Regions from separate parts of the Homo sapiens genome. Here region 1 is linked to region 2. A link is a loop called in an ENCODE intact Hi-C map of the cell type or tissue named here. Cell type or tissue: breast epithelium. All regions are shown on one strand. Each heading gives the region's core, and the rest is flanking DNA. Links, peaks and the distances in the headings are about the cores only. Region 1 has its middle 23 kb from the start of DNASE2B. Region 2 overlaps MCOLN2 (mucolipin TRP cation channel 2).

Region 1 (16,663 bases), core at 6,385-10,384, 550 kb after region 2:
TTTTTATTTTTTTAGAATGGTGTGCATTTATAGAAGAAAATATCATTTCACTTCTTGTTATTAATACAGAAGAATATCTTGAGTATGAGATACATTTATTTTTATTGTTGAAATCTATTTTCCAAATTTTAATGCCATTCTAACTTTCCCAACTCTATTACCACTTACTGTTCATATACAGTGGTTATTAGGACTTTTCAAGAGAGACTTAGATCTGATAGAACTGATATTTTAGCATTTCCAGCTCTGGTTTCTTTTTTCTTTTTTTTTTTGAGACAGAGTCTCGCTCTGTCACTAGGCTGGAGTGCAGTGGCGTGATCTCGGCTCACTGCAACCTCCGCCTCCTGGGTTCAAGTGATTCTCCTGTCTCAGCCTCCCAAGTAACTGGGACTACAGGCGCCTGCCACCATGCCCAGCTAATTTTTTTTTTTTTTTTGCATTTTTAGTAGAGATGGGGTTTCACCATGTTGGCCAAGATGGTCTCAATCTCCTGACCTTGTGATCCACCTGCCTCGGCGTCCCAAAGTGCTGGGATTACAGGCATGAGCCACCGTGCCCGACCCCACTTATGGTTTCTTTAAGTGTGAGTGAAGCTATGCTGGGTCACCCAGATTTCTGGGCAATTCAAGCTGATTTTTTTTTTTTTTTACTTGCCATGAAGTCTAAAAAGACAAGAAATGTAGACTGGAAAGCTTCTTTTCTCATGTTTTCTCATGAAATCCATACCCATAATTCATTAAATGAACAAACATTGCAATATAATTTCTGCAACTCCTATTTTTACCCTGAACCTTTCTCTTGCTAATCAGAATGACCCAGCAAACATAGATGGGGCTATGGAAAAAGGTACTGCATTCTTTAAAAAAATCGTTTGAAAGTAGACCTGTGCTGTGATATGGACAAGGGCCAGGTACAACAGATTCTTGTATTTCCTGTACTGTGTAGGAGTTTGCAGAAAAGTGAAGAATGGACCTGAATGTTAAAAACTACTTAAAGTCATTCATTATGGATAGAGTGATTGTATAGCTTCTTATCCAAACCAGGACACTTTTGAGCTCAAAATAGGATGCTATTCGTAATTATTCTGGGCCAACAGGTATAAAACAGAACTATACTGGGGAAGCCTGTACAAATACTTCACTTTAATTATAGGCAAAGCCATTAATAATTTCCAGACTGTGCTAAGACCATAAAATATTACCTAGGGATTAATATGGAAGCTGCATTATGGGGGTGGAGAGCTGGGATCAATAGAAGGACTGTATGCAAGGTAAGGAGTGAGGTGGCCCTTCATTAACATTTTTCCTTGGGAAAATGGGAAGCCTCATAGAGTTTAGAGTGTTGTGGTGTGCTGTGGTTGATACAAGTGATGACTGAACGCACTGTGAGAAGAATCTGAATGTTAAGTTATTTTTTGCTCATCCACTGACACATCCTCTCCTGCAAAATGGGTTTCTTTTAAAAACGAGAGTCTCACCTGGTGATGGTGATTATTAACTTCATTTGGGAGCTCTAATAAAAAAGTGAGATAAACACCTTTTTCTCTTGAGGTAGACTCTATTCTCTGCTTGTCTAGTTCTAAAAAGCAATTCATCAGGAAAGAGAACATCATGAGTAATATCAAAAGACAAAATTACAACAAGTTTAGTTATAGAGTGAATTGGTTTTTATTTACCATTGGGGCAGCTTCTGTTCTACAAAAAAGAGTAAGAGCTTCCACTGGGCATTGGGTTTTGTAAGGTGGGAACAAGAAACAGAACAATGGAAAAAAAAACTGATTGGTTAACATCGGGTTTCAGATTACTTTTTTAGTAAGAGTTAAAGCAGAGGGGACTTCCTTATCGCACTGACTCAGATAGACTGGAATCTCCTGTTTTCAGGAAAAACTGGTCTGTTTTGGTATCTATCTGCTTCCTTAAAGCTTCAATTTGATTATGTGGAATTTAGCATAAGTGACTCCATTTTGGTCTGGTCTGTTGGGGTCTAATGCAGGAGCTTAGTCCAAAGCAATGACCTCCCATCGTTTCATTTAACAGTATTTATAAATTATTTTTAAATGGGACAATTATTTCTGCTTTGAAGCATTTTGTTTCTTTTTACAAATCAAAAGCATAGAAGCCTTTGGTGTGAATATTTGTGAGCATTTTCTTTCTTCTTTTAACCATGTAATCCGAGCTCAAGTCTACATGGAAGAAATCCCTTGGAAGCATCTTGGAAAGGTTAACTCACTTATTTGTGCTCTCAGTTTAATTAAAGAAATTGGCTTTATGGCATGAACTGAAATTTTCCTGGAAATAATTTGTTTCCCTAATTTTCAGAATGGAGTTAAGCATGTCCATGCATTTATTCACACTCCCACTGGAACACACTTCTGTGAAGTTGAACAGCTGAGAAGTGGTAAGAAACTATTTTTCATGCTTTGATTATATAGTAGCAACTTCAGGGTGGCTTTGTTTTCTTTTTTCTTCATTTCTTCTAAACAATGCTGTTTACTAACATGGAGGAAAACTGTAGAGACTTTTTAAGGCTTTTAAATCTGAGATAGAAATGAATATTGTGACTTTGAATTATATTAAAGAATTATCTACTTTTTGTCTTAAAAATATAAAAATGAAATAATTCATTTTGCAACAACCCTGGGGATTGAGTCAGGCAAATCATTTTTATTACCAGATTTTGAGGTAAGGCAAAATAAAAAAAGGCCCAGCCTGAAAAGAACGCAAATCTCTGGATTTTCTGACCAATATTTTTTGTGCCACATCATGTTACAATTATAGTAACCTTCATAGGAAATATTTACTAAATAATAGTCAAGTTTTCCTGAAATTTTATTTTGTGTAATAAAACCACTAATATTGTAATTCCTATAAAATGCATCTCATTTAAGATAGCAATGGCAATTATATAATTCTATTTCCTAAGAAATTTCCAAATTAATTATGAAACATAATTATATCATAGGTGTTATTAGTACTGATAACTGAACTTAGCAAATATTAAAATTTCCACAGCTTGTATTCCACAGATTTGTTGAGCTTGTCAGAGCAGAGTTCAATAATTGGCTAAGAGTTAGGCTAGAGGACCTCTAAGAACCATGGAGACAAAGCTGGTAATAATGTCTTTATCCCAGTAAAAAAATAAACTTTACTGATTGTTATAAAATGAAAGGGTGGACTCTAAAATTTTTCTATTTTCTTTCCCTCCCCTCCTTTACTCTTCCCTTTTCTTCTTTGCTGTTGCCTTCCCTTCCCTTCCCTTCCCTTCCCTTCCTCCTTAGTAGGAATTTGAAGTGGCATCTAATGAATATCAGATTTATTATAAGGTTAATAAAATATAAGATCCCTTCTCATTCTGAGTTCTTTTGGATAATGCCCTCCTTAGAAAGTTCTAGTGTATTAGCTATTTTTAAATATTTTCCACTATGTGAATTAAAGTCTATACATAACTAGGGCCTTCTCAACGTTTGATAAACAGTTATAAAGTTAATGTTATATAAAAGAGACTAAATAGCTGTTGTATTTGGTTAAAAAGATGATCTTTATCACCCAGATGTGTAGTCATATGCTATATTAGCTTTCTGAGCTATTTGTTAAGTTAAATTGGAACTAACTTCTTTCTTTCCTTCCCTCCTTTCCTTAGCCCTTCCTTCCTTCCTTTCTGTCTCTCTGGTTCCTTCCTTCTTTCCCTCTCCTTTCTCTTCCTCCCTCCCTCCCTTCTTCCTTCTTTTCTTTCTTCCTTCCTTCTTGTCTTAGATATGTGGCTTTGGAGGAGAAAGAAAAGTTTCCTGACTCAATGTTATCCTACCCAAGCCTCATTAACTACCCTCATAAAACTAGAAACTCGAAATCAGCTCTGCCCAACTGAAATATAATGCAAGCCATATATATAATTTAAAATTTTTTTCATAACCACATTAGAAAAGCAAAAAGAAATTAGGGAAATTAATTTTAATAATATATTTTATTTAAATAACATCAAAAATATTTCAGTATGTAATAAGTATAAAAATTACTAATGAAGTATTTTACATTCTTTTTACAAAATTGTCTTTAAAATTCTGTATTTTATATGTGTAGCTTATCTCAAGTTATGCTAGCCATAATTCAAGTGCTTAATAGCCACATGTGGCTTAGTGGCTACTGTATAGATCAGCATAACTTAAAACTGCTTTTCAGTGACGTTTGGGATGCTTTTTTACATTTTTTACATTTTTCAATAATGTAAAATAACAACAGCAGCTAGGATTAGGCCTCAAGAGAGCTAATTAACAATGAGAGCATTTATGAAAAGTGCTTATGTCATTCATTCATATACTATTCATTCAACAACTAGATTTCGAGGCCCTATTATGTATGCAAAGGGCTGTAGGTAAAGAGGGGAATAAGATGCTCCCTGACCCTAGTGAGACAGATTGACTGCAGTATGAGAGGCTAGAGACTATGATGAAGGGATAAAAGGCATGCTATGGGAACTGAGAAGTGAAGAAACTCTTTCCAGAGCAGTCTGTCTGGAAGGCTTGACAAAGGAGGAAAAAATATTCCATTTGACTTTTGAAAAATGATTCAGAATATGCTGCGCATTAAAGGAGGAAAGGGAATTACACGCAGAAGAAACAGGATACATATGAGTACAGTCCATGAGGAGTGAAAGAGGGGAAGTAAAATATTTTGAGCACTTGCTTCATGCTGAAGACTATGCCGGGGAAGTAATTTATTTAACTGTGGAAAGGGCAAAGCATTTGGGGGACAGTAACAAATTCAGTGGGTCTGATTTCTAGAATGTAAGAAGGGAGATGAAGATAAATAAGTTGGTGGTTTGGGCTGGAATCTGAAGGGCCTCATGTGTTATACACAAGTTTAGTATAAGATGAAGGCAGTTTTGCACAGTGGTTAAGCAAGAGGCCTTGAGGTCAGAATGAATCATTTGAATTTGAGCTCCACTACTTAATAACTTTGTGATTAAGAGCAAGGTTACTTATACTACACTGGTGGGTTTTAATTTGTAAAACAAGGATACCAGTGCCCACTTCAACAACTATCCAGAGAAACAAAGGAGATAAATGCTAATTTATTTTATTAAGGCATTTAGCATAGTACTTAGCATAGTACTTGGCACACTAAGCTCTCCTTAACTAATAGCTATAGTTATTGTTTAGAATGACAACAGAGAACCAGAGAAAGCCTCTAATGGTCAGATTACTATGTGCATGTTTTTGTTCAGAAACTCTGAACAAGGTATGGTGACAGATTAAAGAAACAGGCAGTAGTGAGACATTTGGAGACTTGCAAAGATGAAGTGATGGGGTCTAAACTAAAGCAGTAGAAATAGAGCTGGAGAGACTGAGAGGTTGTGGGAAGCATTATGTGAGACATTTTTGAAGTGTAATCAATAGGTCTTAGTGGTTGATTAGAGATGGAAGATTGGAGAGAAAGAGGAGTTAAAATTGACCCTAATCTGGGAGGACTGGGCAACTGACTAAGGAGATTACACACAAGGGGAAGTTTTCAGGTGGGAAGCTGGTGAATGTGGGACTATGTGATGGAGATAGATTTGGGGCCCATCAGCAGATTGGTGGTAGGTGAAGCTACAGCAGATTGGTGTTAGGTAAAGCCACAGGGAAGAAGGACCATTCCAGAAAAACACACAAAGTGAGAAGAGTTTGAAAGAGGAGATGGCCTGGGAAAAATTCCCCACTGTAAGGGTTGGGCAGTTTAAAAACTGAGACAGAAGAATGTTTAGAGAGATAGAAGGAAGACGAGGGATGATAGTGTCATGGAAGCAGAAGAAAAAGACATTTCAAGAAATTAGGGATTTCTGAATTACTGGGGAACAAAGATGCATAAAAAATAGGCCCATGTGCAGTGGCTCAGCACTAGAAGTTTACTTCTTTTTGCAGAAGTCCAGTTCAGTGTCTGTGTGGGGGGCTAGGGGGGTCAGGGGGATGCTGTGCTCCATGAAGTTCTTCAGGAACCCAGGTTGATGGCAACTTTATATTTGTAATCCTTACTTTTTGGTGTCACCTTGAAAGTAGACCCTCATACCAGACAACCAAAGAAAGAGCTTAGAGGGGCAAAGTCCTTGAAGCGTAAGCTCCCGGCCTGGAAACAGCATGGATCATTTCTTCTGGAGAGAGCTCAGTCACATAGTCACACCTCACTGCAAGGGACACTGTGAAATGTCATCTAGCTGAGTGCCAGGAGGAAGAGCAAGTAGATTTAGCCTCTGCCATAGGAGAGTTAAGAAGTTGGGGTTCCGAGAGGACTGATGAGAAACTATGTAGTCAGTAAATAGGCGTCATTGGTGACTTCCCAGAATACTTTTAGCAGAGCCAGGGAGGTGGAAGTCAAGTGGCCAAGTATAGGGCTGTGCTGATCATGAAAAGAAAACGGACTTCTCTTTATATCCTGTTCTTTCCAGGAATGACCAAGAGTTGCTATCAGCTTGAATTCTAATCACCTGGCTGCAGCTGAGTGGAAAAACTAGCCACCATAATCAGGTTAAAACTTTTTCTTTCTGCAGAAAGCTGCAAAGCTTCAGGGTATTGAGATCATTGTGGCAGTGTTCCCAGAAGCTCCAGCTTGACTCATCTAGAGTCCAGCCCCCAACTCCCCCTCTGATTTCATGCAGGGCTGGCAGGGATTGGGGTAGCAGAAGAGATATCTGTTGCCTTAAGTGTATACAGGTATGTGTGTGCACATGTTTATGGGTGTGTGTATCTTTCAGTGTTGTGTATATGAAGATGACATTTCTACTCTGTCCCTCTTTGGAGAGTAGGGATGTATGCTCTTTTGGTAGCAAAGTTTAATTCTTTATTTGCTTATTATCCAAGAGCTGAAACTGTAGGAATCGTAATGTGAGAGAATGTTACAATCATTGTCATAAGAAATGCCCTTGTAAAGGCTTAACTAAAGAAAATAGTAATTATATTATACACACACCACTCACAAATTCACATGGGGAAGGCTATTGTTACAAACACCTGAGTAGTGCCTTTGGTGGGGGACCGGCTAGAATGGTAAGACTTTTGCCCCCTCAAACACATGTGCTTATTCACACGTTCAGTCACGCCACTCCCAAAAGGACTCTTCCCAGGAGGAGGTGTGACTGAGTTTCTCCCGATGGACTATATTCATTCTTACTTAGCAAATGAACAAACATTTCTAGAAATGCTGCTGAACCTCAAGCACCACTTTAACCCCTGGGAATTGCTCTAAAACTCCCATTACACTGTTTCTTCCTAGTGGATCTTTTACAGCTACATCACTAGGCTGTATTTTAGTTGTTTCAAAGCCTACTGATTCCACAGGAGAATCTGGAAGAGAGAAAGAAATTTGTTTGCCCAAAGGAATGAGGGCTGGTTTTATGTTTGTGACTTCTCAAGCCCTGAGAGGAGAACTAGGCCCTATGTGTATGAAGCAGGCTGTTGGTTTAGGTATCATATGGCATTGAATCTTCAGAACTCTTTCTATCAAGTATCAGTGAGAAACTACAAGCTTAACGGAGCTGTAAGTCATTGGTATGATTGAGTCACTAATTTGAACTAAACTGACCCCCAAACCTCTGCACTATTTGAATTATAACTCACAATTTCTTCAGCATCAAATTTCTCCCATTTGACACTAATTATGAAATTCAGCTAAAGCATAGCTAAATAGAGGAATGGAAGATGGAGAAGAGGCCTCAAATACTAGATTGTGTCTTCTGATAGTGAAAAATACTTCCTATATTTCTATTGACATGAAGGGTAGTGAGGGTAGGGGGATGGTTGTAAGGAAGGCAACTGATGAAATCCGACCTGGAGGAGAACAGATTTAAGAGGTGACAAGATGGGCAGATGGAAGAAGTGAAATGGGAGAAGTGGGAGATCCAGGACAGAGATGGCTACTGCCAAGAAGTCTGTTTATGTCGTTTTGATATCAAGACTAAAGTGCTCTTCGGTTCCTCTGTAAGAAAAGTTCTTGGCAGATTCGTGGTCTTTTAAAATGTTCTTGGTCATCACCTGGTTGTACAAAAGCCCAGTTAATTTCCTACCATCTGGATGATGTCATCTCTTTCCATCCACAGTTGCGCAGAGGGAGCTTTCGCTCTTCCTGCATGAGCTAAATGGACTCTCCAAGGCAAATATTTAATTGATCTTTACTTTTTCTGGCACTTTACAAGTTTGAGATTTTCTACTAGAATGATTTAATATGGTTTTAAAATATCTGCCTTTCAGCTATTTGTGTCCTTTTTGGAGGTGTTAAATGTGGAAGCAATTATCCTCTTATGACAAGATCTTTTTCTTGGCTCAATAAAGCTTTGTGCTTTGTGACACCTGATGCGTAGGTAAGGAATTGGGCTTATTTTCTATTAATTCGCAGTGAGTTTCTTTCCCTTAGATAGCTAAAGGGTAGGATGTATGATTCTCTGAGAGATAAGCCACAATCTGCTAAGTGTGTAGGAGGACACTAAAAGCTGGAAAAGATTATGTTCTAGCAAAGTGAAATGTGAAAAATCTTTCTTTTGCATTACTCCATAACCAAGGCAGAAAAACAAAACAAAACAAAGCTGATTAAGTGATTTCATGGGGTGTAACCTAGAAAAGGACAGTTTTTGAATTACTTCTTGTTGGTCTAAATGGGAATCTTTTTTAGAGTGTGTTAGGCATCATATTTTTAGTTGATGGGCCCATGATTTTGAAAGCCTCAGGTTCTTACCAATGTTCAGAAAGCTGGGGCACCGCCAACAGAGAAGATAAAATAAGCTCTCTGATTTCATCCAGCATGTCTAATGTGTGCCAGGGAAAAATTCTTTTAACATTCAGAGAATAGTTTTTGTTGTTGTTGTTGTTGTTTTTAATAGAATGATGAGAGCACCAGAGTAGATGGTGTGTGTTCTGCCAAAACTGTGGCAATAGTTAATTGTCTTGGGGAACATGAGACATTTTATTCTGTGTGAAACTGATGCCAAGACACATTTTAAAAATACAACTGCTGTCTCCGTTTTTAGATTCCAGTGAGAAAGCAGATCATTTCAAAGTGGCCTAGTAGGACTGACATTCGCTTAAGGTCAATAAATCTTATCCCAGGGCTGGAGATGGATAGGACGGCACATTAGAAGTAGTTTTCAGAACCCAGTAAGACTTTGTGAAACATGGGAAATATTTATAAGTTGTTGAAGTCATTGGGAAAAAGTCAATTATGGCAAAATCATCATCATCACATTTGTAGAGCACTTTCGTAGGTCAGCAATTCTACTAAGTTCTTTATGTGCATCCTCTTAGACATGTGGCAACTCTAGGAAATATGTATGATTATCGTCTCCATTTTACAGATGACAAAATCAAGGTAGAGAGGGGTTAAATAATTCCCTCAGGAGCATAGAGCTCATAAAAATGGGGGTTGAGGATGCAGGGAGAGCACTGGGATTTGAGTTCTAGGAATCTGAGTCTCAAAGCTGTAGATTCAACCACTATGCAACATTGCATCCAGGAATCCTTTTATGGTTAACACCTTTGGAGGAGCCAAAGTTTGACTGGCTTACATGGATGCCAGCAGTCAAGGCCAGATGAATAGGAAGAAAACAATGTAGATAAAGTTTGTCTTTGGTTCTTTTTCACCTTCTTTTCATTCTCCTGCAAGGGTTTCTGCTACTCATTTTAACCCCACTCCTGATTGCAAACCCATGTTTCATTTCTATAGGATTTTGTTTTCTAGAAAGGCTTACCATGGGAAGTAGATTATCATAGTACCTTACAAAGGCTTAAGGAGTCACTTCTTTAAGGGATATTTATTTGCATTTCAATAGGAAATGTTTAAGGAATACAAAGGTTTTTAGATACATAGGAGCCAACTCTAAAAATGATTATTCAATCTCTGTTTCTGACCAATGGAGATGGTATTTTTCAGGCAGGGGGCTCTATCTGAGGTCCTTAAAGCACGCTGTGAATAGAAGGTGGCAACCTTGTCTCCTGGAAAGGCCACGTATAGAACACAAATGGGGAAAGGGTCAAAGGAAGGAGGAACCATTGCATAGATGGGAAGTGATCCAAAAAGCAGGAAGAAAAGCATGGGATCTCATAATGTGGTGCTGAGTTTAAATTCCACCTGTGACAGTTTCTAGCCATGTGACTATGGGCAAATGATTAAAAGTCACCTACATTAAAATAACTGCTTTATAGAGTGTTGAGAACTAAGTAAGATAAAGACTGAAAACTGCAGCAACCAAAGTCATGTCTACAGAGAGGAGGTTCTTAGCCAAGGTTAACACCCTTCCTTTCACCCCCTGCCACACTATGTGTGAGTTGGAGGGGACCAGAAAGGGAAATGGTAAAGACTGATGGGGCTGAACTGTCTAGAAAAGAAAGATACTAAATTGTGCAATGCTTATTCCTTGACATGAATCAATCTTGCTAAACTCATTCATTCATTCATTCAACAGATACTTATTGATTGTTTCTGTAGTTCTGCTGGGTTTGAGGCTTCCACTCACTGCATGTAGCAATGCTGATTTTGTGAGATCATGACTTCATACATTTAGAATCTGATAAACCCAGCCAGCTGAAGGCTTTAAGGCATTGTTGGTATCTTTCTCTTGCTCCTTCTTCAGATGTAGCTTCCAGTAAGTACTTCGGAAAGTTAAACAAGGATCATTTCCAGTTTCACCGCATTATCCTGGGACACTCTGCACAGAATATCTTCTTTAATCAGGACATATTTAATCAGCAGATCTACCACTAACCACTGGCTATTGTTCTCTCTGATAGGAGTATACTGAAGCATGGAAAAACAGAAATACAGACTTTATTTACCTACTTTTGAAACTCCACAGCTCCTGAGTTAACTGTAGCAATAGAAACCACATAGGTGATGTAAACCATTGGATTTTTAAGAGCTTCCTTGGATTTTAATTGAGGATCATGAGTTATATTCTTGTTCTTCAACTAAGACCATGTGTGTGGTGATACCTGACATCTCTGGCCCTTGATTTTTAGACTGAACAGTCCAAGAAGCATAGATATTGGTTGGAACTAACAAAGAGACTGAAAAGAGGTGATCTTAATAATCGTGCCATGGCACTTTGCTATTAGGGTTTGCCAAGTGCTCCCGGAATGTCCCCAATCCTTGCCAGCCTGTGCAGACAAATAAAGTCATAGTGATGTTAATATTGTTCTTTTTTAGATGATGCCTGTCACCCTTCCACCTGCCCCATTACCTTATGAAAGCACAGCAGAGACAGAAGGAGAGCCATATCATTCCCTCCATTGTTTTCAACTCTCCCTTCTCTCCCCCCAGGTACCCATGAACCAAGTTCGTCCCTTCTCCTTCAGCAGAAAAAACAAAAGCCTTTATAGATATCAACTTAGGCAGATCTATCCCTTGTGAGTCACCAACTCCATCTTCCCTGTCTTATTTAGGCTCAGCCAGGCCCACGCTGCTACCCATTTATGAAGTTGCCTGGTTTTGCTGAGCTGATAACCGTAAGGGAACTGGGATGCTGGGATGCCATCAGGGCTTACTGGAGATTGGGATCATCAGCTACTGTAGATGATCAGCATGAGGACTACCCCCAGTAAAGGGGTCACAGTAGCAGGTAGAGGAATGGCTCTTAAGGGCCGTATTAACACATTTCAGCATGATCACCTGTTGGAGGAGATGGAGCTCAAAATACATAAGGTGAGTTGGCCAAGAAGACACTCCCGCTTGTAGTTGAGAGGAATGTATTCATTTCTGTGGCCTTCAATACGGAATGGAGGTTATTCTTAGACCTTCAGATTTTCGAGGGCAAGACAGGGCAGGGAGTCTTGGAATCCAGATGGAAGCAAAGGCACACCATCCTCTTCACTTGGACTTCAGAGGAAATAGGATGACAGAAAACACGGGCGGTGATGTAGTTTTTGTACAGAATGTGTCATGTTTTAATGACCAGGATCCTCTGTGCTAGGTATCAGCAACAAGACACTGTTTATGACCTCAGCCACTCTTGACTTTCTACTTGAAACAGGACCCCAAGTCATTCATTCTGGAATCAAAGACCTCAAGGTCTTGAAAACAACACAGTCTGGATTTGAAGGTTTCATCAAGGACCAGTTCACTACCCTCCCTGAGGTGAAGGACTGATGCTTTGCCACCCAAGTGTACTGCAAGTGGCGCTACCACCAGTGCAGGGATGTGGACTTCAAGGCTACCTGGTATGAACACGTGCATGTAGTGTCTACTCTTGTCCCAGGGGCCCAGACTTCATAGAATCTTAGATGTAAAAGAGAAACTTAGAGGCCATTCAACTCAACTTCCCACTATTCAGAAATCCCTTCTGTTTATTCAATTTATTAAATTGGTGGTTCTCAAACATGCATGTGCATCAGAATCACACAGAACCAGAAAATGAAGCTTGCTGGGCCCATCCCCAGAGATTCTGATTCTGTAGGACTGAGGTGGGGCCCAAGAACATGCATTTCTTGCAAACTCCCAGGGGATGCAGATGATGCCACTGGACCAGGGACCACAGTTGAAGAAACACGGCATCAAATGAAGAGAATATCTGGCCTTACTACCTCATAGTGATGCAGAGAGGGCTAAACGAGGGTGACCAACTTGTTGTAGTTTGTCACGGACTTCCTGGTTTTAACACTGAAAGTCCCATGTCTCAGGAAACCTCTTGGTTCCAGGCAAACTGGGATAATTGGTCAATCTAGGCTAAACTCAAAATGATATGATGTTCACAAAAGCATTTTATAAGTTATAAATGCCTTAAAAATATTGTTAACTGAAATAACAGAGAGAGATTCTACAAAGATAATGAATTTATTTAGGAAAACACGGAATCTGCAAATTTGTGGGCTGCAGGAACCATAGGCATATCCTAAGAGGTTGAAGCAAGGGGAAGCTTTTAAAAGCAAAAGGAAAAAGTGTATGTAATTTGTTTTCAGACAAAGAGAACACTGGTTATAGTGGCTATCGCAGGAATTGACGCCAGCTCATTAGTGAAGACTGTGGCAGGCAAATGTTCTTGTACATCTGGCTAGCTGTCCTTGTGACTCACGTCACGAGCCACTGTTTGAAAAGTCCTTTGCAAAATTGTTGTTACAGGCATATGTACATAAGAGCCCTTCAGAGAGTCTTTGCAATAGTTCTTACAGGCATCTGTGCCTGAGGGCCCTCCCTCAGCTTCCTGGCTTTATTTATTTATTTCATTAGCATCTGACACAAGTGACTCCATTTTGATTCTGACAACTCACAATATAAAGGTATGATTATTGTTATATCCTGACAGGGAGTAATTAGGCCTCTGAACTTTCAGAACTTGCTTTTTGATTAGGTATCTCATTCCTTTGCTAAAGCTCTTTTAGAAATTTCTACCCTACCATAAGCTAGAATCTGCATGCATACCCTTCCCCCACCACCCACTCCCACAGCTGTCCCTCCCACTAGTGTAGTTTTTCTCTGCTTCTTTTATTATGTGATAGGTTTTTAAATGCATGATGAGAACGTTACCTCAGTCTTCTTTCCCTTTTATTTCAAGTGCTCTCCATGGGCAGCAGCCTGATGTATTTATGTTGAAAAGAGCTTGAAATTGAACATGCCAGAGGCAGGATAGTACTGTAGGCTGGGCCTCCTTCTAAAGAGAGGGACTTAGAGCATATCATGTAACTTTTAAGCTCAGGTTCTTCTTCTCTAATTGGGGATAATAATAGTACCTACTTCAGCTATATTGAGAGAATTCAATGACATCATCACATAAAATGCTTAGCACAGAAAAATCTGTCTAACCTAAAAAACACAGAGTCTGGCACAGAGCAAACCCCCAAATGTAACAATTCAATGAGCCAGCCAAGCAGAGCAGCAAGATGGTGAGAATACTTGGGAGTCTTCTTCTTAGGTTCTTCAAACATGACGGGAAATTTACCCTAAAATGCCCACTGGGCCCTGGTGCCAAACTATGAAGACAGTCTAGTGATGCTCAATATGTTTGTTGAATGGTGTATGTGTGTGTGTGTGTGTGTGTGTGTGTGTGTGTGTGTGTGTGTGTGTGTGTAGGGGAATGGGAAGTGAGGTGTTTTGTTTTTGGCATTGCAAGATACTAATATCTTCTAAAAACATCAATAACATTGTTTTCTGGGGGACAGACAGGTCACTGCTTCTTAGCTTCCTAACACATTACTAAAATTCCTTTCAGTATCCTCAGTGACCTTCTTTGTGTTTTAGGGACACCATTCGGGACCTTGTCATGGAGAAATCTGCTGGGCCCTATGACAAAGGTGAATACTTGACCTCTGTGCAGAAGACCCTCTGTGATATCCAGGTGCTCTCCCTGAGCCGAGTTCCTGCGGTAAGTTCTGTCAGTTGCCATTCTGAGGACTGGGAGAACGTGTGTCTTCTGTCAGCTCTGAGAAAGAGTTGAGAGTTAAAATAAGAAAGTGGAAGACACATGAAAAATGACATCTGTTGTTGTTCAAAAGCTTGTTATAGCAAGTGAAAAGAGAGCAAAAATGGAAAAATCTGTCTAACCTGAAAACACAGGCCCCTGTTGTAGTCCTTGAGTTTTGTTGAAAATTCTTTGAGTCCCTTCAACCTGCCACTGATTTAAGCCTCATAGTCAGGACACTTGAATGCCTTGAGGGAGAGGGGTAATTAGACAAAGGTTCTGTGTTTCAGAAGAACCAGACAATGAAAGATAGATGTAGAGAGATTTCATCCATCCATCCATCCATCCATCTGTCCATCTACCCACGTCCCCACCCATTCATTCATTCATTCATTCATTGAATGGTGATTATGTCTCTGGCAGCATACGAAGGATACAAAGATAAATTAGATAGTCACTACCCTCAAAGAGCTCATCATTCAGTGAATGAACAAAATAAGTAAATGAACAATACAATAGAGAAAAGAGTATTATGAAAGTACAGAGCAAAGCACCTAACTCAGGTAAAGGAGATGGGTTCCGCCAGGTTTTCTAGAGGGAAGGGTGTTTGAGTCTAGAGGTTATCTGAGTTTACTCTCAAGGGTGAGGGAGCAGGGTAGGTATGGAGACAAGAGATAGCATGATACAGTCGTTTACTGTTGAGGGTCTACCACGTGTGACTGAATATATATGAATGAATTATAGTCATTCCATGTGCCTGGAAATGAGGCAGGAACCACAGGAGCCAGTCAAGAGGGCCTTTTTAGGCTTATTTATAGAGTCTGTACCTTATCCTGAAGGCTTCTGGGAGCCACCAAGGGGTTTAAGCTGGATGTTTTGTTTCAGATTTGTACTCTAGAAAAAACACGCTGACAGAAATGTGATGAATGAAAAGGTTGATGGACCATAGGCAAGGAGACATGTTGGGATCTATTTCAGAATCTTGTAAAGAGAGTCTGGGCCATGGTGGGGCTGGAGAGGAGGAGTATCACTCTTAGACCTGGACAAGAGGGACTCTGGCCATGGCTCAGCATTCTACAGGCCCCCTTCAGGCCTTCCTCTGGCTGTGCCTCCCTCCACTAGGTGAAGAATCAGTGGGGCCACAGCAACATACTCTGCAGAGGCCCATGCATTCCCCAGAATTTCCTGTCCAAATAGCCCTGAGACTACTTCGGGAACGTGGGCAAATCTCTTCTCGAGATCTGTCTTCCAGAGGGCGAATCATGCTATTGGTGTTCACCCTTAGGCCTGAGAGTAGGCAAAGGGGCAGATGTTTGCAGGAGGTATGGATGGCACTTGACATGCAAGCTGGAGTGTCTACCCCTGTGAGTCCAAGAGAGAAGGTGGGATGGGCCAGGGGCGAGGGGCTGGCTCTTCCCATGCTGCCATGCCCTGGCATGGTACTCCATGCCAGGCAATGAGGAGAAAAAAAGATTCTATTTTCACTTTCTTCCATCATTCCTACCTTTTGATTAACTAGTCAATTCAGTGGCATAAAATACACACAGGAAAACATGAAAGAGTATTTATGTTTCTAATTGCAATCACAGTTAGAGAATTTTAAATTAATGCTTGGCCTTCCAGGTTGTTATGAAGGGTATATTTGTCAAGTTAGAAGAGTAGAACATATTTCACTTAAAAAAATTTTGGCTTGATTAATAGAACTTTAAAGTTTTTATACCTTTGGTATGTGGGTCTCCAATTATACTCTTACTGCAGGGCCTATAAATGTTAGATACAGGCCTGGAAAGGAAGGAGTGGAATGAGGAGGAATTTAGAAGGTTGACTGACCAGTACCTGGAGGCCAGTTGGATGTTGAAGAGGTCTCCCAGGTTTCTGACCCGAGGAGCCCTTTCTTTTCAGAGAAACAGATTTTGTACACTGAGGGGAGAAGAGCAGACCCACCATCTAATCACAGAACTAGCAGGAGAGAACAGTGTCGGGCAGTGGAGGAACATCAGAGGGTGTCTCCAAGTCAGAGAGAGAACCTGAGTAATGGGTGCGAGGTTAGGGGAGGTGAGGGTAGCTGGAGTGACGGAGATGGAGGCTCGCAGCTCCTAATGTGATGCATACCACTGTGGTTTCCAGATAGAAGATATGGAAATCAGCCTGCCAAACATTCACTACTTCAACATAGACATGTCCAAAATGGGTCTGATCAACAAGGAAGAGGTAAGAGGTAAGAGAACTTTAAATATATTTAAAGCACATCTCTGTCCCACCCCCTTTTGCCCCTTTATGAGCCTGGGATGATAATGTCACTGAATAAAACTCTTAAGCA
Region 2 (16,663 bases), core at 5,082-9,081:
TGCAGGAATTCCTGAAGGAATGCAGTAGCAAAGAAGAGTATCAGAAAGAGTCCTCAGCCTTCCTGTCCTGCATCTGCTGTCGGAGGAGGTCAGTATCATGTTTATTCTCCATGCTCCTGAGATGGGCTGTTCTGTTGTCTTAAGAAAGAGCCCCTCCAAGATTACCATTACATTCAGAGACCAGCTTATCATGGGAAATAATTCACCTTTCTTTTCTTTCCTCCCACTGAAATTGGCTTTAGAAATGAATTATTTCTTCTAAAACAGGGTTATGTAGAAAGCTACACGATGTGATTGGAATCTCTTAGAAATACTATAAGACTCTTAAGAGAAGGCATAAATTATGTCCTTAAAGTCAAGAGGCTGAACTCTTAAGTGGCCCAAGTAAGAGGTCAAAGCTCTTATTTTTAGAGGTGAAACTCTGGGAGTGTCAGAGGTGTTTTCCCTTTTCACAGTATGTGGTACAAGCAATCTTTCTTGATGAGAGCAGGAAACTTCCTTGCGAAGAGGCTGTCCAAGTGCTTGCTTATCCGTGCACACCAGTAGCTCTTCCTTGCCTAGCTGTGCTTTGCCTGTTGTTCGTCAGGACATGTAGAGAAATGGTCTAGACCTCAGTGGACAAAGCATATTACATAGTGATTTGTGGACTAGAATGGGGTCAGGTGAAGACAATTTTTTTTTTAATGTGCCTATGTTTGCTTTCATCTGAAGTCAGGGGTGCCAGTTTGTAACTAAAAGTATACCCTACATATGTTTTTTCTTTTTGGAAGGACTCTGTAACCCAAATTCCTGAAGGAAGCTATGAGAACATAATTGCTATTTAAAACCACAGGATGCATTTTTCTGTTAATCAATTCATACAGCATCTTGGGACTTACAATGATATGACTGAGCAGATCCAGAGAATGTCTGGTAAATAGAAAATGAGATCTGAGAAGAGTTGTTTTCAGAATCACACCTTTTTTTCTCAGAGCATTAAATTGTTGCTGTGAAAGCTGGGATAAAGGAAATTAATTTTCTTAATAGGCAGCTGCCTCCTAAGAGGTACCTTGTATAAGGAAAGTCTCTCAAAATCTCTTTTTTACTATAAGGGGGATAAACTTCATTGAAAAATGTAGTCATGAATTCTAAAAAGTAAACGATAGGTCTTTGGTGTTTGGACCTTGGTTTGTGCCACACAAAGTCCTGGGAGGTTGTTAAATGTTTTGTCATGCAGCCCTATGGAACAAGTGAAAGATTTAAGGCGTGGACCCCAAGACGTTTGGGTAAGATTGGGTCTGAGTGGTGAGACGCAAGGAGCAACAGCAGCAGACCATTTGCCCTAAAGTGTGCTGAGGGTTGTTGAGAAGATGCATGGTGAGACGGAGGGTCTGCCCCTCATGAAGAGTGAAAGAATTTGAGGGAACAAGAGAGCCCACCAAGGAGATCAACTGAAGAACTAGGATGATGAAAGTTTTGAAAAAGAGGATATCAAAAAACAAAGACAGGTAGCTGTAACTATGTTTGGCCAAACGATGGTCCTGAGTGAAGTCAGCTATAGCAATTTCAGTGGAATCATCAGACCAAAGCCTAGATCCCAGGGGGCTTGCATGGACCCTGCAGAGTGAATGAAGGGCCTAGGCTGTGATGGAAGGAAATGGATTGTAATGGGGCCTTGAGAACAAGTGATGGCTTTGACTCCATCTAAAATTAAGTATAGCTTGATGTGTTTAAAAGCTAGGAATGGGGCTGGTTATGGTGGCTCGTGCCTGTAATCCCAGCACTTTGGGAGGCCAGGGCAGAAGGATTGCTTGAGCCCAGGATTTTGAGATCAGCGTGGGCAATGTAGTGAGACCCCGCCTCTTAAAAAATAAAATAAAAGCTAGGGACAGAAGAATGGACTAAAATTGAGGAAGGCTGTGAATGGAGGCTAAAGATGAACATAAAGATTCATCTCTGCAAAGATTGGTTTTTGTGCCCCCTGTCTGGTGACCATGACAGATGACACCTGCTATCCCAGTGCTGCTTCCTGCAGAGCACGGCTGTGGTCACTCTTCAACAAAGCAGTCCAACAACCAGCACACATTTGATTCTCCTTTGAGTTTTTGACAGAGCCTCTAGCCTGAGCATCAGAACACCTGGGTTTTCATTTTGGACACTGCCATTAACCAAGTGTGTCCTGTGACCTCTCCTAAACCTCTTAGATGGACCAGATGACCTCTGAAACCTCTTCCAGTTCTAAAGCGATGTGGTTCTTTGGAGAGAGATGCTTGGTTGAACAGATGCAGAGTTAACCTTTACCTTCCTCTATTGCAGTGAAGGAGGAAAATTGGCTGTTCTAGTAATTTATAAGGCCTTGTTAGCGAAGGGACACAGAGATTCTTTTTTTTTTTCCAGAAACAAACCAATGTATTTATTGAGTAAAACCTAAATGTAACATATATTTTTCTTTTTTTTTTTTTAATTTTACTTTAAATTCTGGGATACATGTGCTGAACGTGCAGGTTACATAGGTACACATGCGCCATGGTGGTTTGCTGCACCTATCAACGCATCATCTAGGTTCAGCTCTGCATGCATTAAGTATTTGTCCTAATGCTCTCCCTCCCCTTTCCCCCTACCCCCCAACATTTCCCCGTGTGCGATGTTCCCCTCCCTGGGGGCATGGAGGTTCTTAAGAGACAGGTGACTCCTCACAGTGTTTCCAAAAGCATCTGCTCAAACCTCAAACAGTGTACATTGCCTTTATTTATTTATTTACTTATTTTTTCTGAATGTTGGTAAATAATCAGAATACCTTGCCTGTCTTAATTTTTCTTCCTCTTCTATGTTTCACTCAACATGTCTATAATCTACGGGCCTAGAATATAGAGTATTCCTATTGCTCCTCAAAGATGTTAAAGTATTGTATCTTTCCTCTTTTCTTCTTTCCCTTTCTGTTACAGGAAAAGAAGTGATGATCACTTGATACCTATTAGCTAAAGTTCTGCTAAAGATGATTAAAGTTCAGGCATCCTTATCCAGCGGCTGAGCAGAGGAACCCCAAATGACTTGGACAAGCAGTTCCAAAATGACTCTCTTATTTAATTGTGGAGTGGGAAAGAGGACTCACAGTTAGCCAGCTGACCATGACTGAAGTTCCAGCTTTACTTTTTATAAACTTGAATGATAAAGAATAGACCATGGGCTACTACTGGGCATTAGTGCAATATAACAGCGATAATAAAATTCTCTATTAGTCTGTTAATTTATGACATGATCTCGGAATGGAAAAAGATCATTTCAGAGTGTGCGAAATAATAGTCTTTAACCATGTAATTAAATATGTGTGTTTATTGTCAAATAAGGATTTGTTTTAAAGGTGATTCTTGGGTTTGAAGACATTTGTTAATTCATGGTCTGTACAGAAATGAAGCTGGTTGCAATACCAATCTAGAGAGTCCAAGCTGGTGAACTATTAAGCTGTTTAAAGATCACCCTTGGCCTGGCACAGTGGTTCACACCTGTAATCCCAGCACTTTGGGAGGCCTAGGCAGGCAGACTGAGCTCAGGAGCTTGAGACCAGCCTGGGCAACATGGCAAAAACCCACCTCTACAAAAAGTACAAAAATTAGTCGGGCGTGATGGCAGGCATCTGTAGTCCCAGCTACTTGGGAAGCTGAAGTGGGAGGATCACCTGAGCTCTGGAGGTGGAGGCTGCCATGAGCCATGATCGTGCCACTACACTCCAGCCTGGGTGACAGAGTGAGATCCTGTCTCAAAAAAAAAAAAAAATCACCCTTAAATCAACAAAAAGACCTCATGCTCATGCAGTGGACATTTCTTGGCCTGTTTTCCTGTGGGTTTTCTTCAGCATGATATGAAGCAACTGTTGGCATAGCCAGTGGGATAAATAAGAAATGGAATCATTTGGCTGCCTCGTCACTTGTGCTAATGGTCAGTTGTACACACATGACATGTGGAAGTGACCTGTAGCAGCGGTCACTCATTTTAACAATTGAACTCTGCTGGGTTGGGTATTTACCTTTGTCTAGAAAAGAAATATGATATATTTTCTCTAAATAAATTTATTTTCATCATTCCATATGGCATTCTTACTATTTTATGCATTGTCTCTAAACAACTACCTAATGAAACATTCAGATCACATCTCTCTTAACCACTTGGTCTCCAAAAGGGATTTCCCAATTTCTTAAAAGCAGTGAAGGATATACAGGGGCTAAGATATAGAAGTTATTCAATAAATATTTATGATGATAGCTTGAGAGATGAAGATCACTTCATGCATAGACTTATTTCATACCTGAGCTATCTCAGTGGCCAACTATTTAAAGTTATTGGTGAAGAGGAGAATTTGAATTAAGCAGGACCCTCCTTCCAGGGCTCTTCCTCTTTCTCCTTGGCCTCAGTCGCCCTCCCCACAAGCCCCTACCCAATTTTCCTTCTCATGTCACCTTCCCCCTCCTTGCTCTGACCCCATCTTCATATGCCTGCACCAACTATAGGCAGGGAAAATCATGCAGTTAATACCATTAAAGTATATAAGAGAGTAGATGACTCATGTCTACACACAGAGTACTTTGCTAAAATTATTTTAAACTTTCTTTTTTACAAGATATGTGAAGAGTTATGTTTGATTTTTAAACTAAGACACCATTAAACTGGTGGTTCTGGGGTCATTTGCCTGACCCAAGAATCAGATACGTAATTGGACCACTTGTTAACTTCTGAGTATATTGTCATATACTTAGTTTTGTCTCTGAAAAGAACTGCTATTTTTTTTCTTTCTCTCTTTTTTTTTTTTTTTAAACAGAGTCTTGCCCTGTTGCCAGGCTAGAGTGCAGTGTCATGATCTTGGCTCACTGCATCCTTTGCCCCCCAGGTTCAAGCGAGTCCCCTGCCTCAGCCTCCTGAGTAGCTGGGACTACAGACATGCACCGCCACACCTGGCTAATTTTTTGTATTTTTTTAGTAGAGATAGGGTTTCACCATATTGGCCAGGATGGTCTTGATCTCCTGACCTCGTGTACGCCCGCCTTGGCCTGCCAAAGTGTTGGGATTATAGGCGTGAGCCACCACGCCCAACCCAAGAATTGCTATTAACATGGTGAAACCCTGTATCTACTAAAAATACAAAAATTAGCTGGGTGTGGTGGCAGGCGCCTGTAGTCCCAGATACTCAGGAGGCTGAGGCAGGAGAATCGCTTGAATCCGGGAGGCGGAGGTTGCAGCGAGCCAAGATCCGGCCACTGCACTCTAGTCTGGGTGACAAAGTGAGACTCCATCTCAAAAAAAAAAAAAAAAAAAAGCTTTCATTTGTTCTGCAGCTGTGACTGCCATTTGAATAGAAGATTAATGATGGGTTTTCATGCTCATATTATTCTTCTATTGGCTTTCATGTTTTCTTTTATTTATTTTCCCTCCAGCTGGACAAAACAGTTTTAGAAAGAAAAATGTTTTTCAGGGTTAGCTCACATCTATAGAAACATTGTTTTCTCCCTTTTTAATAATGTTAAACAATTGTCACTTTATCAACTGTATTGTTATTTGGATTTTATTGAACAATGTTGTCTCATAATTCTGCTAATAGATGCATCTGGGATAAATCATTTTCTCTCTTATCATAGGCCTCCACTTAGAGGGTTCCCTGTGAAAGTTAGGAGACACATTCTTTCTGCCTGCTGGTTTCATTCTGGGATCTCCAACCCTTGAATTTAACTCCTTGGCTTGTGGTGACACAGTCAAAACCATATACAACATCTTAAAGCTTTTTCACTTGAGCTGGTAGGAGAGAGTGTGGGCATAAGAGCCATCTAGACAGACTTGAGTTAAAATTCCAGCTTAACCTAACTTTAAGGCCCTGAACAAGTTACTTTCTTCCTCTAAGTGATGATAAACCTCAACCAAGACTGGCACTTAAGTCACATAATTTATGCAGAGCCTGGTATTGAATTCATTCCTGAGCTGTTATTTCCCTTTGATTCTCTAACATGTTTGCAATAGTTTCCATGGGACCATGGAATAATGCAGACACGACTTTGCTTCTGCAACCTGTCTGCCTCAGCTGTCCTCTTCCTACTGCTACCTGAGTCTCCTTGGACAGGTCATGCCATGCATAGATTTCCTCATCCATAAAATGGGATTATGAGGATTGAATGAGTCAAACGTAAAGTGCATAGAATAGGGCGTGACTCCTAAGTGCTCAATGACTATTAGCTCTTCAAAAAACATGTCTTACTAACATGGTCTACAAATGTACAAATCTGTTCATCTGGGCCAGCCAGGAAGATTTTTATTTTATAATGCACTCACCACACACTTCTGGTGGACTTTGTTCTAGTTAGAACTTTAAGTGTGCAAAAGTCCCCCATCCAGTCCTGTCCTGGAGGCAATGATCAGTTCAGCCCTAAGAAGCTCACACCTAGCCATAGAGGAGCAGCAAGGAGAAGCAGCCTAAATGGCTGGGGCACAGCTGTCAGTCCTGATGGAAGAGAAAAGGTCCAGGAGGTGCACAAGCTGTCACAAAGCCTCAGTCCTTCACCCTGGGTGAGACCCTCAGTCCTCTACTAGGACTACCCCCTTAACCAAACTTGTCAGAATGTATAAAATTCAGGCCCACTTCCTTCTCAACCCATTGCTGACTCAAAGTGGTGAATGCAAAAGAGTGAGAGAGGGTAGTTAGGAAAAGCTCTTCGTGCGATTCGAGGCACTGTCCCCCACTCCTGCTGAGGACCTACACTCCAACAATTGTAAAAAGGGTACACTGATCCAGTGGAAGACCACGCTTGGAATCATGGGTTTATGAAAAGCACAATAGCCCAGCCTTTTGATCTAGGGGTAGCCAGTCGCCCTCTTGTCCCTGTGGACCTTCATGTAAAAATGGCCCAGCACTGGCCGGGTGTGGTGGCTCACGCCTGTAATCCCAGCACTTTGGGAGGCCGAGGCGCATGGATCACAAGGTCAGGAGATCGAGACTATCCTGGCTAACACAGTGAAACCCCGTCTCTACTAAAAATACAAAAAAATTAGCCGGGCGTGGTGGTGGGCACCTGTAGTCCCAGCTACTCGGGAGGCTGAAGCAGGAGAATGGTGTGAACCCAGGAGGCGGAGCTTGCAGTGAGCCGAGATCGTGCCACTACACTCCAGCCTGGGTGACAGAGCAAGACTCCATCTCAAAAAAAAAAAAAAAAAAAAAAAAAAAAAATATATATATATATATATATATATACACACACACACATATGTATATATAGCCCAGCACTGTATTGATGTTCAGGGGCCTTTCTAAAGTCATTGGAAACGTATATTCAATAAACTGCCACCATGGTCTTGGCCACAGAGTTGTTTCTTGACAATATCAAGAGCTGTGATGCTTACAGGTACGATTCCAGATACCTGAACAATTCACTTGTGACAGCCACATATTGCAGTAACATTAGACGAATAGACCTCATTTTACTGCTAATCAGCTCCATTTTTATTTTCTTGTAACTTGGGCAAATTTTATTTTTGCTTTGCTTCACTTGAAGTTTGAACATTTTAACCATGTAGTCCCTCCTTGTTCACAGAGAATATGTTTCAGGACCCCCAGTACAGGCCTGAAACCCTAAACAGTACTGAATCCCATACAGGTTGAGCAACCCTAATTCGAAAATCCAAAAGCTGAAATGCTCCAAAATCTGAAACTTTTGCTGACATGACTCCACAAGTGGAAAGCTTCACAGCTGACCTCATGTGATGGGTCACAGTCAAAACTTTGTTTCATACACAAAATTATTTAAAATATTGTATGAAATTACCTTTAAGCTATGTATATAAGGTATATATGAAACATAAATGAATTTCATGTTTAGACTGGGATCCCACCCCCAAGATATCTCATTATGTATATGTTAATATTCCAAAAGCTGAAAAAATCCAAAAGCTGAAACACTTCTGTTCCCAAGCATTTTGGATAAGGGATACTCAACCTTTATATATTATGTTTTTTCCTATACATACATACCTATGATAAAGTGTAATTTATAAATTAGGCACAGTAAGAGATTAACAACAATAACAAAAAATAGAACAATTACAATAACATACTGTATTAACAATGATAATAAAATAGAACAATTATAATAACAATATACTATATTAATAAAATAGAACAATTATAACACTATACTGTAATAAAAGTTATAAGGATGTGGTCTCACAAAATATCTTACTATACTGTATTCACCCTTCTTATGATGTGAAATGATAAAATGTGTATGTGATGAAGTGAGGTGAGTGACACAGGCATTGTGACGTAACGATAGGCCACTACTGACCTTCCAATGATACATCAGAAGGGGGTCCCAGATCATTGAGCCATGGTGATGTCAATGGTTAGATGTCAGGAGCAGACGATGTTGATGACTAATGGATGAGGAGCATCTCAGCATGGACACATTGGGCAAAGGGAGGATGCACGTGCCAGGATGGATGGGATGGGACAGCAGGAGATTTCATCACACCACTCCGAATGGCAAGCAATTTAAAGCTTATCAAGTATTTATTTCTGGAATTTTCCATTCAATATTTTCAGACCACGGTTGATCTCTAGTAACTGAAACCACAGAAAGTGCATAAGGGTAGCCTACTATATTGCAATGAGGTTGAGTCTTTCTCTACCAAATATCTAGAATTTCACACAGTTTGTAAAGCATGCATGAAGTAGCTCTTGCATGAAGAGTAATGAGGACCTTACAGGCTAAACCCTAAACACAGCATTCTGGTATCAGGCACTTGAGGAAGGACAATAGGCACAGGAACAAGAAACTGCTGGTCCTGTGTCTTGATGCAGGTGCTGACTGAGCACCTCTGCTTTTCCTTCCTACAGTTGAGATGTTCCAGGCTCTGAATACTGCTGACATGCAGGGCCAGCTTTGTGGCTGCGTAATCCGTGCATTCTCAAAGAACCTTGTGCTTGGCTTAATGGTCCTCCATCAGTCTTGAAATTCTTAATATTTCTTGAACAAGGGACCCCACATTTTCATTTTTCAGTGGGCCCTACAAGTTATGCAGTGAATCTTGATGATAGGATTATATAACTCAGTGATTAAAGCATGGTTTTTAAAGAAAAGCCTAGGAACCCAGGAATGTACTTTTAAATTTAATAAATTTAATAAAAGAAAAGCATGAATCTGAGTTGGCATTGCTTTTTTAAAAAACAGACTTTTTTTAGAGCAATTTTTGATTTACAGCAAAATTGAGAGGCAGGTACAGAGAGTTCTCATATCCCTCCTGCCCACACATGTGCACAGCCTCTGCCATTATCAACATCCCACACCAGAGTGGTATATTAGCTACAATCCAACCAATGAATGCTGCACTGGCACATCATTACCACCCAAAGTCCATAGTTTACATTGTGGTCATTCTTGGTGTTGCACACTCTGGATTTGGACAAATGTATAACATGTATCCACCATTATCGTGTCATAGAGAGTAGCTTCACTGCCCTAAAAATCCTCTCCTCTGCCTAGCCATTCCTCCCTCACCACCACCCCATACCTGAACTCCTGGCAACCACTGGTCTTTTTACTGTCCCCATAGTTTTTCCTTTTCCAGAATGTCATAAGGTTGAAATCCTATAGTATGTCGCCTCTCCAGAGTGGCTTCTTTCACTTAGTGATATACATTTAAGTTTCTGCCACGTCTTTTCATGGATTTGCTTTTTAACAGGCATTTGGGTACACCATTTTCCTCTGTCCTCACAAATAAGTGGCTGTGGCGCCACTTTTTGCCTTACAAAGATGGAGATCAGACTTCTGTGTTTGGTGATATTGATCAAGGTTCCCACATTGTGCCTGCAGGCTGGGTGCCGAGCTGCTTTCCTTTGTCCCATGCCCCACCCTCCATCAGTGAAAAGCCTCATTTTCTGTCTTTCCATTTAATGTTTTACCCTTAACTGAGACTTGGTTTAGAGTGATTCACATTCTGAACTCAAGCATGTTTGCCCAGTTGCCATATGACCTCCAGCCTTGTTAGGAAAAACAATACAACTCGTGATTGTTTTACTATGGGCTCATTTACAGCAAGTGCTACTGCAAACCAGTGCATGAAAAAGATGGCAAATGCTTCTCTTGCCATCTGTCTCTGCCAGAGAACCAGGGAGTGAATATGAAGCTAAACGAGTTACAGACAAGCATTTCCACACCACCTTACACAACAAGGACAGCAAAACTTTGACTTCTTAAAGACATCTGGAGCTACTGGCTATGGTGAATGGGGGAGACAATTTATTAGGGTGATGTATGTTTCTTAGTTTCTAATGATACATAAATTATCCCATGAGCCATGATACATATGGCTTAAAGAGAATTTTAAATGAAAGTAATTTTTTTTCTAGCACCACTAATTGCCTAGCAGCAGTAAATTACTCATCTCCCACGGCCTATGGGCTGTGGTCATTACTCTGTCCTCGAGGTTGAGTGGATGTCCCCCAAGAGGAACATTTGCTCTGAAAAAGTGAATTTACATCCTCACTTGTGAGCCCACTATGCTAGGTCTACAGAGGGAGCAGGTATTAATCACGCCTTTCGGACATAGCACTGTGTTTGTGCCCTCCTACATGTGTTATTTATGATAGCAGGACAGTGGGTTGAGTCTTAGCTCTTGGTTTGCCTTTGGGGGAAAATCAGAGTGCTGCTATCAATAATTAATTTCGTCTGGCTGGTTGGGGGGCAGGGAGGCATGGTTTGAAAGATAGACTTAGCTAATAAGCATGGAAGTTTCCTAGGTGACAAGTTAAACAAGGGAAGTGATAAGCATCATTAGTTTTGGGAAACACTAGGTAACTACATGATATGTAGAAGGAGAATGATGATGCTATCAAAGACCATTAACTCAGCATATTTTTGTTGATTTCCACTACTGTGATAAGTACTAAGGATGCAAGGAATGAGTGAGAAGATTCCTGCCCTCACCAAGTTTGGTGTCCAGTGGGAGAGAGAATCACAGAAAAAAACAAAGATAATACAAGGTCAGCCCAAGGTACTACATGAGAGCAGAATGGAGATAGCTTCTGCCTGCCTGTTGAGGAGACTAGACAATGCTGGAGCTTAGATTTGAAGAATATGTTGTATTTGACCAGATGGCCATGGCGTGGGATGGCCATGGCGTGGGATGGCCATGGCATGGGATGGCCATGGCGTGGGATGGATGAGGGTAACAATGGCAAAGGCCTGGACATCAGAGAGAGAACCTGGTCAGTTAGGAAAACGATGCTTTGGCGTGGTCAGCGTATAGGCTGTATACAGGGAAAATGACAGAAGACAGGACTAGAGAAGGGACAAGGCAAGGCCACAGGAGTATGTATGCCATGAGAGGGAGGGCTTTAGACCTGAGAACTGCATGACCAGAGAGGGCAGAACTGTGGAGGATGGGTTGAGGTGGAGGGAGGCAAGCAGGGAAATCAGTCACAAAGCTGCTGCAGCCATCCAGATTAAAGAGAGAGAGAGAAATGCCATTACCCTGTAATTAAACACAATCACAAACATAACGAGAAATTTGCCTTAAAATTATCTCTCAGAAATACACTAGATTGGCGTGTGTGCATGTATATATATATATAAAATATGTATTATATAACATATGTGTATGTATTGTATATGTGTGTGTATATATACGTGTGTGTGTGTATATACATATATGTTTTATCTATCTGTATATACTGTTATCCCCTGATATCCATGGAGGATTGATTCCAGGACCCCTGTGGAAACCAAAATCCATGAATATTTAAGTCCCTAATGTAAAATATTTGCACCTAACCTACACATATTTTCTCATATACTTTAAACCATCTCTAGATGACTTATAATACCTAATATAATGTAAATGCTAAGTAAATAGTTGTTATACTGTATTCAGGGACTAATGACAAGGAAAAAAAGTCTGTACATGTTTGGTAGAGATGCAACCATACATTTCTTCTGTTGGGTGAATCCACAGATAAGGAACCCATGGATCTGGAGGATCAACTGTATATTTTTGTTTCTCAACTGTATATTTTTGTTTCTCACAAGACTTTTCTGCTAATTACCCTGTCATTTTCTTAAGGGCTAATGCTTTTGAACTATGCATTTGGAGGGGAGGGTCTCCTTTCATAGCTTCTATTATTGAGAAATATACATTTGTTAGGATGAATGGGTTGAATGCATATTTCCATCACATGCATATTGCCTCTTCTCACAATTTTAAGAAAAGAAGCATATCCAAGACTTTCCGTTTCTGCATCATCCCTTCCCCATTACCCCTATACCCACACACTCTGAGATGCTCTGACCTTGGCCAGCAGCAGTTTTGTGTCTATTAAGGTGTCAAGACTTGGTGTAACCACTAATAAAATCTGTATTCTGTATTCTGATGCTTACAAACTGCATAGGGACTTTATAAGGACTCCATCCTACCCTCAGCCTCCCACCTGTGACCACAATCAAGATTTGGGAGTGGGATCACAAAGGTTTAGAGCCTAATGAGGCTGCCTGGGAAAGGAGGGTCTTGCAAGTAAATGCCAGGAGGTGCTTTGCCTCTGCTTCCCTTAGGCTAGGGCGGTGTGTGGGGGTGGGCGTGAGAAGACTGAAGGGGAGGGGAAGGGAGAGTGAACTGATGGGAGGGACGCTGAGACAGGATTGCTTTGTGCCCACTCCTACGACTGCCTTCATTTGGAAGGTGGTAGTAAATACAGTCATGTTGGAGGAATGTTTCTGGACCAAGGTAGCCTGAGACTGGGGGAACAGAGCAAGGAGAGTGGCATGGCCCCCATCTCACAAGAAGAAAAAATGAAGTTGTAAAAATGCCTGAGTGCATGTGGTACTGATCTGCCTTTTTCCATCCAGACCCTGCAGAGATGGTCAGCAGTTTGTGTTGAGACCAGTCCCAGTGATGCTCCTTCCGACTCTCCCAGCCCCAGCGACTGCACCCCATGAGGATTACAGGTGGTAAGCTCCTAACATTTCCTTAATTAAAACCCATGTATGCCGGAGGTTGCAACTTTTTGAATTTTTGCATGAGTGAAAAATCAGACCTTGGCAATGACCTTGAACAGTAGGATATAAATAACTCCCACATACTTAGTGTTCCAATAATGGAACACTAGGCATAAGTAGGTTTAATGTACGGAACATATGGGGTGCAAGGACAGAAAAAACCCATCAGGAATTTCCTCATTTCTCCAAGCCAGGTCAGGGGAGCCAGGCTGGACGTTGGCGTTGAGGGAGAACTCTCGCCACCCTGCAGGCTTACTATGAAGCAGGACACCCATCTCCAGCCCTGAGGGGCACAAAAGGCAGACTGGCATAGACCCCGTAAGGTTCAGCTCTTGACAGTGTGCTCAGAGGGCTAAGCCACAGCCTTAAGGTGATCCACTCCAGCACAGTGACCCTGCACGACCAGTGAGGCACTATGAGGGGATATCAACATTGTCCAAAGTCATTTCTGAACAATGAGCCACAAAGTCCTGGTTTGATCTCTGGGGAAAATGCATTTCAACCTCAAGCCAGAATAACATAAAGACTGCTTCCTGTATCTTATCCCTTGACAGCCAAGTTTCTTGAACAGCTTTTAAGGAACCATAGTAACAGTTGGAGGAAGGGGTGAGTGGATCAGTGATGATCCTTCTACTAGACTTTTATCTCCCTTGCATAAATGGCCCCATGGTCCACCTGGAAAAGGTAAGTGTAAGGAGAAGAGATGGCAGAGGCAGATAGGGTTTTAACCTAGGTGATGGGCAGATAAGTTTGGAGGTGGGGAGTTAACAGGCAACGACATGACTCCACCCTCCTCCCACTTTTCTCCAGGATGAGGGAGGTTCTGACCTTTAGCCTTTACGCAAAATACTCTTGTCAAAGTTTCCACATTTATGTGATTGAGACAAGAGCCAACATTTATTATCCTACATTAAAACTGAAGCAACTAAATGGGATAAAACTCACAGATATATATTTCTTCCCCATTGGCCTTTTCAAAAATGGCAATCAATTTTCACAGCAGGCAGCTTAGAAGGTCAAGTTATTGGGACAAAAATGGGTAAAAGCCAACTGAAACAGTAACATCAACCAGTGTCATCCACATAACTATTCAGCACCTTATGACCATGTAGCCAAATAAATTCTGGATAGATTACAGATTTAAATGTGAAAAATTAAGCCTATAAAAGGACTAGGAAAAAATACAAATAAATATTGATGTGATTTCAGAAGTCAAGAAGGACTTTCTGAGTTTAAAGCTGCACAGGCTGGACATGGTGGCTCATGCCTGTAATCCCAGCACTTTGGGAGGCTGAGGCAGGTGGATCACCTGAGGTCAAGAGTTCGAGACCAGCCTGGCCAACATGGCGAAACCCTGTCTCTACTAAAAATACAAAAAAGTTAGCTGGGCATGATGGCGGGAGCCTATAATCCCAGATACTCGGGACGGTGAGGCAGGAGAATTGCATGAACCAGGGAGGCAGAGGTTGCAGTGAGCCGAGATCTCTCCACTGCACTCCAGCCTGGGGGATGGGGGAGACTCCATCTCCAAAAAAAAAAAAAAAAAAAAAGCTGCACAAAACCATAAAATAACCAAATATATTTTATTATATAAAAACAAAACATTTTAGAAAAGTAAGAACGTAAACACAATTTAAAAAGCACATTGAGAGGCTGGGTATAGTATTTCATGCCTGTAATCCTAGCACTTTGGGAGGCTGAGGCAGGAGGATCACTTGAACTCATGAGTTCGAGACCACCCTGGGCGAGATGGTGAGGCCCCTTCTCTACAAAAAATAAAATAGAAATTAGCCAGGCATTGTGGCCCACACCTGTAATCTCAGCTACTGAGAACTGTGACCGTGCCACTGAACTCCAGCCTGGGTGACAGGGTGAGATTTCGTCTCTTAAAATAAATACATACATACAACCAAAAAGCACACCAAGGAAAAAACCATTGCAGCATATATGGCTGGCTTAGTATGCTTACTGTATTACTAGGCCAAACACGGTGGCTCACGCCTGTAATCCCAGAGTTTGGGAGGCCGAGGCGGGCAGATCACGAGGTCAGGAGTTCGAGACCAGCCTGGCCAACATGGTGAAACCCCTTCTCTACTAAAAATATAACAATTAGCCGGGTGTGGTGGTGGACACCTGTAATCTCAGCTACTTGGGAGGCTGAGGCAGGAGAATTGCTTGAACCTGGGAGGTGGAGGTTGCAGTGAGCCGAGATCGTGCCACTGCACTCCAGCCTAGGTGACAGAGCAAGACTCTGTCTTGAAAAAAAGAAAAAAAGAAAGAACCGTTACTAATTCTTGGAGCCCCCTCCATAAGGACTGTTTTCTGTCTCTGTGTTTCATGTGCCTAGTAAAGTTCCTGGTGAATAGCAGGCTATCAACAAATAACATATTTTTAAAAAGCTATATTTGGTTGAATGCACACTATGTCCATCTATTGTTGCCACTCATCTCAGCAAACATACAGATTACATAACAGGATCTCCATTTTACCAAAAAGAAAATTGAACACAGAGTAAGTAGAGAACCTGGATTCAAATCCAAAGCTTCTGACTCCAAAGCCTTCTCCATTTTTCCCTTTCCGCTGCCTGCCTTCCAAATGAATGCTTATTGAATAGAATTGAATGGCAGAAAAAAATGTTTAGCCTACTTAATGAGAAATGTGACTTCTATTTTCAAACAACACCTTGTTAAGCAACATTCCTTGAACTCAAATAATGCTGGTGTTCAATGGAAAATAATTTTTACCTTGGTGGGGGAGTCGAAAGCCCCATAGAAGTTCCCAGCTCTAACACTAAATTGCTTAGTGATTTAGACAAGTTGTTAAGCTGCTCCAAGTCTCAGAATCCTTATCTGTAATACAGGGATAATAAAACTGAGAGTGCAGAAAGGTTACGTAATTTGTCCAAGGTTACACAGTAGTAACCGCCTGAGTGGGCAGCTTGTCTTTACAGCTGGGTAGTTCACAAGGCTGATGTAATATCTAGGAGTAAATGAACGTGAACAAGCTTTGAAAAGGATAAACTGGACACATTGGGTGAATGGAGAGAAAACTTAAAGTAATAAGCCTGTTTTTTGTGCAAGAATTATGAAAATTAGTTTGATATGAACATCTCAAATGTCTTGGTGTGTTCTTCTTGACCTACTATCTATTTTTAAATTTCTATAGCTGAAAATATACACTAGTAGCCGATTATCCCCTCCTTTCTGCCCCCTTTACAGTAAACCAGTGTGGCAGTATTGGTTAATGAATCCAAGTCAGCTTGCCCACAATTATAATCTTATCTAACTAGCTTTTTTAAAAAAAGATAATTGCATCCACTGGGGTGGAGTTTCTGGCATGTGCAATAATGAATCACCAAATCATGATTTTTAAAAGATAGTTACCTCATAAAATCTGGACTCAGCACCTCTTTCATTTCACTGGCTAGAAGCCAAGAGAGTCCGTGTTAATAATGTGTTTTAATACCACTCATGTACTTTTCATGCCTTGATGCAGTATTTGATCATTGGTGAAATCAGCAGTTGGACATGCATCTCAATTACTGTACCTTTCAGAAGATGCCCTTCATATTCTCTCTCTGATTTACAGAATTTATTTTACTAAACTATTCAAGAGAAGATTGCATATACTATTATGAAAGGGGTATAATACAAATATTATAA

Evidence for each region. A loop is a pair of places that touch in the nucleus more often than their neighbours do. Peaks named below come from ENCODE experiments on the same cell type or tissue, not always from the same donor. Only the 100,000 strongest peaks of a DNase experiment are listed, where the experiment ranks them.
Region 1: a loop joins it to region 2, with 15 times the contacts of the local background. A loop is called at or near these places in 1 of 110 quality-filtered maps.

What each region holds. Positions count from the first base shown.
Region 1 is chr1:84,367,548-84,384,210 of GRCh38, reverse strand. It overlaps the pseudogene UOX. Among named protein-coding and RNA genes, the nearest start is that of DNASE2B, 23 kb to the left of the region's middle. In breast epithelium, for the core only: no CTCF peak of the experiment used is centred there; a DNase peak (open chromatin) is centred at 8,722; H3K27ac peaks cover 3,788 bases.
Region 2 is chr1:84,912,983-84,929,645 of GRCh38, reverse strand. It overlaps MCOLN2 (mucolipin TRP cation channel 2), which reads left to right. Exons shown (of 14, transcript NM_153259.4): 13 at 1-88; 14 at 2,925-4,063. The coding sequence ends at 2,961. Among named protein-coding and RNA genes, the nearest start is that of LPAR3, 28 kb to the right of the region's middle. In breast epithelium, for the core only: no CTCF peak of the experiment used is centred there; no DNase peak of the experiment used is centred there.